2 separate regions of the Mus musculus genome follow, and region 2 is linked to region 1. The links are chromatin contacts, found by Hi-C in ENCODE. All regions are on one chromosome and are shown on one strand. Each heading gives the region's core, a stretch centred on a gene start or an enhancer-like site at or near the end of the contact. The rest is flanking DNA. Distances are from core to core; before and after follow the strand shown.

Region 1 (3,938 bases), core at 406-2,905:
CACGAATGGCCACGTCTGAAAAAATTGAAATGAGCATCAGTTACGGAGGAGAAACGATCACAAAATGAAACCACTTTCCCAAGGGAATCCCGGCGGTCCCTCGCTTTTATTAGCGTTCTGGAAATGTGTGTGTCTTGTCCTTTGATTAGATTTTTAATCCTACTGGTTACTGATTATTTGAGAGCGACAGCGTACCTTCATGCTTTCCTCATGGGTTGCCCACATGATTTTTCTGTGAAAAGGGCGAGAGTTTAGAATTCTGTGATTTAATGTCCCCCTCCCTCACACACACACACACACACACACACACACACACACACACACACACGCTGCATTCCTTTTTAAATAGGTTTGGATGAGATCTTTCCCAAGCTCATGGAGCTGGCAGGTTAGACAGGGACTTTCCGGACAGTCGCGTCCAGGAAAACTATGTTGCATTAGTGTTTTCTTTTGTTTAAACCACTCAAACGTTTATTTAAAAAAGTTAGGTTCTCCCAATCTCCCCCTTCCCCCTTTAAAGAAAGCAGCACTGGCGATTCAACCCTGCTAGGTTGTTGTCTGGAAAAAGTTGGGCAACTGAGTTTTTGTTTGTTTGGTTGGTTGGTTTGTTTTGTTTTTCCAACTTGGCCTAAAAACTTAGAAATACTCCCAAGTGGGAAGCCACACTTTATCCCAGAAGTAGGGTGTTAACAGATAGCAGTCGCCAGGCAAAGGACCAGGACATTTTCAGATGGCTGGATGATTTTCTCCCAGCAAATGGCTGGCTCCTCTTGCCTTGATTCGGAGGTCACTGAACCAGATTCCTTACCACTGGTTCCAGAAACCTCCCCTCTTGGCTCTTCGTCTGGGGCCGAGCCAGCCCTGGGCCCGGGTAGCGCTCTGGGCTGCTGTCCCCCGGCCTCGAGCGCAGCATCCCTACCAGGTTCACAGGGTGCACATAGCTGTCCTCGTAGCGGTCCTCCTGCAGCAGCTGGCGCAGGTGCGCGATGTAGCTGGAAGCCAGGCGCAGCGTGTCCAGTTTGGAAAGCTTGGTGTCGGGCGGCACCCAGGGCAGGCTGGTCTTCAGTCTGGAGAAGGCTTTGCTCAGCACGCGCATCCGGGCGCGTTCGCGGGCGTTGGCCGCATTCCGCTGCGACTGCTTGCACTCTGCGGCCGAGCCCTTAGGCGGGAGCGGCTTCTTCCCCGCACCGCCTGCGCGGCCACCTGCGCCGCCAGCGTCAGCCCCACGGAGCCGCTTCCTCTTGCATCCTCCCGCGGCTCCCAGGGAGCCGGGCTCCTCTTCACCGTCCTCCTCTTCCGCAGAAGAAATGTCGCTGGGCGAGCCGTAACCGCGCTCCATGCGGAGCAGGGGCGGCCTCTTGGAGGCCGGGGCCGGGTAGACCCTCTGCAGCCCCCTCATCTCCGAGTCTTCGGGGTCACTCACCGAGCCGGTGGACATCGCCTATTCCCCGGCGCCCACGCGCGCGCGCCTTTCTCCTCCCCGGCCAGTCTCGCTTTCTCTGGCTTCTTCTCTCTGACAGAGGATGGGGTGTGGGAGAGCCCAGGGGAGGACCAGAGACCAGGGCTTGCCTCCGCACTGAGGCTCCCCTGTGAGCTGGGCGCCTGGAGTGGGCGCGATCTGCTGCTGACCCTGTAGCCCAGGGCTCTGCTGAACTTGACTCCGGATCCAAAAGTACAGCCGCGAGCTGAGCCTTTTGACAGGACTATTTATCTGTACTCTTAGGGAAAAGCCACCCCCCTCCCCCTCGGCAAAGTAGAGGGGGCTTGAAAGGGGGACAAGAGGTGGGGCAGGGGCGTGGAAGGGGTGGGGATCGTTTTTTCCCCCCTGAACCCTGCGGTTAGCGGGGCGGGGGCAAGGAATGTTTGCGCGCAAAGCAAAGACTTAGGCCTCTACGCCCACGACTGACCCTCAGAGTATCTGTGCGAGGTAAGTGAGATTTGGGAACAAAAAGAAAAGACCTTGTTCCTACTCATTCCATTTTCACCTGCAGCTGGTCTTAGTGGGAACTGAAGAATCTGAGCATGCCCAGTGCGGCTTGTCTCCCAGTGTGTTCCTGGGGACCTGTCATTCAAGTTCATTACTCAAGATGTGTGTTTGCTTATCCAAGGCTTCATAGAACGAGTACAGAGAAAGAGCAAAAACTAAGGAGCAGCTCCAATGACCCATCTCTTGACCCCCATCCCCCCTCCGCCCCCGCTTTTATAGTTCACATGGCAGCGCTTTTTTTCTACTTTGTCTTGTTTCATCTTCAAGCAATTTCTGAAACTTACATGTTATGATGTCCATCTTGCAAAATCACTGGGAGAGCAAATAAGTGGGATCAGGAATCTGTGTGTTTGTAGCATTTCAGTAGCCACAAGCCTCCTAACCTACACATCAAGAGATGTTATTTTCCACTGTTGTAAGATTTCCTCCGCGTGATTAAGGTTTGGACTCAGACCCAACGCTTTGAGAGCAAGTTCTTGGATGCAGAATAGTATGTCAGCACAGTTGCCTTGCCAAAATTAAAGAGAAAGGAAAGGGGAAAAGCAAAGCAAAGAAAGACCAATAACAACCAAAACCCAAAGGACTACCAAGCAGCCCCTAGAATTGTGCTGCATTTCAAGTCACAACAAAACACCTTGCCTTCCCCAACCCCAGAGCAGACAAAACAAGGTGGAAGGCAGGCCAAGTGTGCTCAAGCTGAGGGGCTTTGTTAACAAACAGACAGGTGTCAGCCGGGACTCCCGCTGTGCTCCAGACGGAGGAATTGGTGCCCTTAAAGGGTTGGGGTTTGACTGCCTTGGCTGAGCAGAAGGAAGCTGAGTTTCTTTTCTGTTCCACTCTGTTGTCTTCTTGTACTTCTCCTCTCACAGGTTCCAGATGAGAGTGGGTCAAGCAGATACGCGGATGCAGAAGCTGCCTAGCAAATTCTAGTCTTTACAGCAGAACAAATAGCTGAGCCCTGAGCCTGAAGTATCATAGCAGGTGGCTGGCAGGGGTTGATTCGGCCCTTCAGGCTTCCCTCCACCTTGTCTCAAGGCGATACCTCCCACTTAGGGGTATTGTGTACAACCACCCCTACTTGCTACCGTTCCTGAAGTTTTCTTGTACCTTTTGTCTTTGGTTGGGGGTAGGGTAAGAGAGGTTCTCATCGTGAGACAATTTGAGTAAAAAAGTCCTTTGCTCTCAGATTTTCTGGGTTGGGGAAACGCAGCTGTATTTGGCAGAGAGTTGGGTTTTGTTTTGTTTTTGTTTTGTTTTGTTTTTTTTGTTTTGTTTTGTTTTTGGATTGCTTAAACTTGACTGTAGGCAAGCCTGGCCAGGCAAAAGGGGGCGGGGTGGAGATGGGGGTGCAGGCAGAAAGATGGAAGGCAGAGGTGTTACATATAGATGACTTGAAGCTATCACTATAAATACATACTCTCACACATTAGGGGCAGGCATATAGGTTTTAAAAATCTGGGTTGTTTATACAGGTGCAGAACAAAGCTTTTCCTTAGGAAAGATTAATGGTGGGGGTATGCGGCATTTCTCTAAACAGTTCCCCAAACTGCCCAACCTCAGCGCTGAGGATTAAGGCTGCTTTCTCCTCCTTGTATCCTCCGGAGAACCCTCCTTCTCCTCTCCTCCCAGGCTTCCCTTCTGTCCTGTCCCTTCACTGCGACTGACTACCGACTGACTACCCAGCTCTTGGGAAAGAAACCTCTCTGCACACCTTTACGAATCCTACTCTCCTTTCTCTTTCATTTTTGTGAGCATTTTATTTCTAGTCTGGCTGTGACTTTGTCCTTTTGCCTTCTTCTGGCCTCAGATGTGAGAGGGAGATGAGTGGACCACCTCTGCGTTCCATAGTAGTGAGCAGCTGCAGCTTGGGCTGTGTTGCAGTATCCAGCATTTGTTCCTCTTCACACATTGGCAGTGCTTGACTTTCCTTCTCCTCGAAGCATCCTGAAAG
Region 2 (3,938 bases), core at 419-2,918, 1.0 Mb after region 1:
AGAGTAAGAGGGAGAGAGGAGAGGAGACGAGACGAGAAAACAGAGAGGAGAGAGGAGAGAAGACAAAGAGAGGAGAGATGGTGAGAGTGAGGGGTAAGAGGGAGACAAGAGTAAGCAGTAAGAGCGTAACAGCCCTTTTTATGTTCTTTACTGTTGTTAGGTAACTGGGGAGGAGTTGAGCCTGAAGGTCAAAAGCTAGGGCCATTGCCTACGTGACTACTGAACATGCTTCTCTTGTGGGGGCTGTGTGTGTGTGTGTGGGGGGGGGGGCGGTAACTTAGGCAGGAGCCAGAGTTCCAGGAGCATGAGGGAACGCCTACTGTGTCATGAAGGTGCATTATGACCATCGGGGTTAAGACCTCAGCTCAACTGGAGACCAACCTGCAATTCCCCACAGGGTAGAACCCCCAAATAATATTTACTGCAACACCATCTCTAGAGCCTGGGGGTAATATGCCCTCATGGTCATGAAAGACCCACAATGTGAGGGCTCCCCCACGTTCTGACTCAGGAGAGGCGACACCCCAAAATCACCCACAAGAAACGGGTCTTGCTGCAAATTGCAAGAGGATTTTTTATTCAAGAGCGCTCTCGGGCCCATGGTCATACACCACGCAGGGGTAGAGGACCGTGGCGCCCCAGTAGCTGGGTAAGGGGGTATTTAAAGGAAGAAACCGAAACTCAAGGAAGTGGGGAGGGCGTTGTTGGAAGATACCAAAGATACCAGTTAAGAGTCACAAGGAAGTGTAAAGTTAATAGAGTCACAAGGAATACCTGGTAATTGTTAACTCTCAAGACAGCTTCTAAGAGCCCCTAACAATAGCACATTTGCATTGCAGGTTCTGGTAATGGCCAGGGTGACTTTCTTTGAATGAGCACTCTTTGAACCCAGGAAGCGGGTGGGTAGAGGAATGTCGCTATCTCTTTTATGATTAGCATACCTTTACAAAGGCCACATTCCCAAGCCTGGGCCTAAAGGCCTAGAATTCTGTTTTTACGTTGTTATACTTTCATTCAATGCAAACATTGTACAGTAATAGTGATCAAAATGTGGTCCTGGGACTAACAGTCTCAGCATTCATGGGGAACTGACTAGACTTGCGAATTCCAGGGTCAGCACCATCCTACCCGCTCACCCCAGGCAGAACTTTAGTGAAAAATCAGAGCCCAGCAATTTCAGCTTTAATAACCCCGGATTTCAATAAAATGAACACATAGGGTAGAAAGACAGTGTGATTACAGTGTAACAGGGTTAAATGCTCATGTTTATGGCGACAAGTTAAAATTTCTGGTGCTGCTGCTGCCATAACGCTCAAGTGCTCCAGGCTGGCCTAGACTTTGTAGTTGAAGATGGCCCTAATTCCTAATCTTCCTGTCTCCACCTCCTGAGTGCTGCTGGGATTATAGACGCGCAGTGCCATGCAGTCAAAATCTGCAGTCAAAAACCTCTCGGTTTTAACTACCCTGTTTCCAGCGCAGATTGCATTTTTTAAAATGTATCTTAGCCTATCATCCAGAAGCTACACTATCCAAAACGCCTGGGCTCGGATCGACAAGGAATTTAGCAGTTCTCAGCCAATCGGAAGCCAAGCTCCAGCCACTAGCCCACCCTAGCGATGCGATTGGCTGACTTCCACGCCCACCGCGAGCAAATCAGCGCACGGCGCCAGCTGAGGCACGGCGAGCGCTTTCGGTTTAACATGGCGGAGACGGTCTCCTCAGCGGCCCGGGACGCGCCGAGCCGTGAGGGCTGGACAGATTCGGATTCTCCAGAGCAGGAGGAGGTGGGAGACGACGCGGAGCTGCTCCAGTGCCAGCTTCAGCTGGGGACCCCGAGAGAGATGGAGAACGCGGAGCTTGTGGCTGAGGTGGAGGCCGTGGCTGCGGGCTGGATGCTCGACTTCCTCTGCCTGTCTCTGTGCCGAGCCTTCCGTGACGGCCGCTCCGAGGACTTTCGTCGTACTCGTGACAGCGCCGAGGGTGAGTGCGGGCTCCCGGGCCGGAGGCTGCGTCGCGGCCGAGACCTGCTTGCCCCGCACACACCGGGGCGGGATCCCAGGCGGGAGACGGCGCGAAACCGGCCGCTTCCTGTTTGCTGGAAGTCCTGGCTCCCGCCCCCACGCCTTCCGCGTCCCCTGGACAGAATGTTTGTTTGTTTGTTTTAAAGGGAGCCAGCCCAGTTGCTACCGCTGCTTCTGGAGCCAAACTCTAACAGATGAATATAGAAACATTTAAGAAGGGCCGGGATGCGGCTGCCAAGGGAGGTAGTACAGCTTGTCAATGCTTATCTTGCAAGCCAGGGAACCTGCGTTTGATCCCCAGAGCCTATGCCATACACATATACTTACAGCGCTGGGAAGACCGGTGACTAGGGCTCACTGACCCCTGGCCCAACCCAATTTGGCAAGCTTTAGGCCAGTGGAAGGCCAAAAACAAAGGCCTGGGGAGGAAGGATTTTTAAACTCCAGGGGATCAAATTTCCGTCTTTTGGCCTCAACGGGCACTGTATACACATGTTACACAGACAGACGTGCAGGTAAAATACCCATATTCATAAAATAAAAATAAATGAATCTTTTGTTTAAATGTTTAAAAAGTTTGACAGTGCCTGAAAACTCAGACCCAAGTTTGTCTTCTGGCCTGTGTGTTGGTGAGAGACATCCAGGAATATGGTTGGCTTACCAGTGTACATATTCACTGCCAAGTGTATCTTTGTGTTTGTTCAAACACGCCTTTAATCCCAGCACTTGGGAGGCAGAGGCAGGCGGATTTCTGAGTTCCAGGCCAGCCTGGTCTACAAAGTGAGTTCCAGGACAGCCAGGTCTATACAGAGAAACCCTGTCCCGAAAAGCCAACCAACCAAACAAAAAAGAAATAAATGTTATAAAGTTGATTATGAATTGAACAAGTTCAATGGAAACCTTTACATATGTATACTACTTCCTAAAATACAAAGAACTTCATGGTATAAATTGCAAAGTAGTGATTTGATACATTTTATAATTTAGATGTGAATCTTGGTAAAAACAATTTTGAGTATCTGTTTCACATTTGAGTTATGGTTTGTTAGAACAGTAATATTACAACTTTTTAAAGATTTTTAAAAAATTAATTCGAATCTACAGTTCTAAATTTATGATCAGTTTTTGTTGAGTATTATATTAGGGTTCTCTTGAGTAACAACTTTTTAAGAATCCAGTAATGTTCGGTCTATGATGCTTGATATCGCCAGTATATGCCAGAATCCCAAAGTCGACTCCACTGTCAGTGAAGGAATGGACTTGCTCCTGAGAGTGGGAGTAAGTGGGGAGAGGGAGAGCGTCCCTCTTCCATGTCCTCTATAAAGGCTTCCACCAGAAGGCGAGGCCCAGATTGGAGGTGAGTTGTTCCTCCTCAAAAGATCTGGATTAAACATTTGTCTCCCACTCCAAAGTCCCAATTAGAAGCAGAATTCCCACTTCAGGTGATCCAGGTAAGCAAAAAATAACTCTCAGATGTACCCAGCCATTTTTAGGTTTTAGTTAAATCTATATGTAGTCGAGAACTAAGAATAACCATTCCTGTTTATAAACTAATATTTAACACTGTATTGTGTCTACACAGTAGGTGTACTAGTTTGTGATAATATTTTAATAAAAGGTTTTTAAATTTTTTTTTTTTTAGCTATTATTCATGGACTACACAGACTTACAGCTTACCAATTGAAAACTGTGTATATATGTCAGTTTTTGACAAGAGTTGCATCTGGAAAGGCCCTTGGTAAGTATAAATTTTTTATTTTATATTTAGAAATCTTTTAACTTATTTATAAATATAACACATGGGAAACTGATAATCATATTTTCCTGTTTTAGGCGTTGAGAAAGTTTGCTTACCTGCATCTGTCATACACATAAGCATATCTAAAGCAAGCAAATATAATTTTATCTTTCTAGAAC

What was found. Hi-C counts contacts between places; a loop is a spot of excess contacts on that map.
Region 2: a loop to region 1 is called in a map of T-helper 2 cell, with 7 times the contacts of the local background. The contact joins the promoter of Terf1 here to the promoter of Msc in region 1. A Hi-C loop is called at or near these places in 4 of 37 maps with a recorded cell type or tissue (T-helper 1 cell, T-helper 17 cell, T-helper 2 cell and 1 more).

What each region holds. Positions count from the first base shown.
Region 1 is chr1:14,754,311-14,758,248 of GRCm38, forward strand. It overlaps Msc (musculin), which reads right to left and starts at 1,656. Exons shown (of 2, transcript NM_010827.2): 1 at 920-1,656; 2 at 1-15. The coding sequence starts at 1,438. Gm9947 (a long non-coding RNA gene) reads left to right here and starts at 1,677. Exons shown (of 4, transcript XR_003947744.1): 1 at 1,677-1,927.
Region 2 is chr1:15,803,978-15,807,915 of GRCm38, forward strand. Terf1 (telomeric repeat binding factor 1) reads left to right here and starts at 1,669. Exons shown (of 10, transcript NM_009352.3): 1 at 1,669-1,980; 2 at 3,664-3,759. The coding sequence starts at 1,701.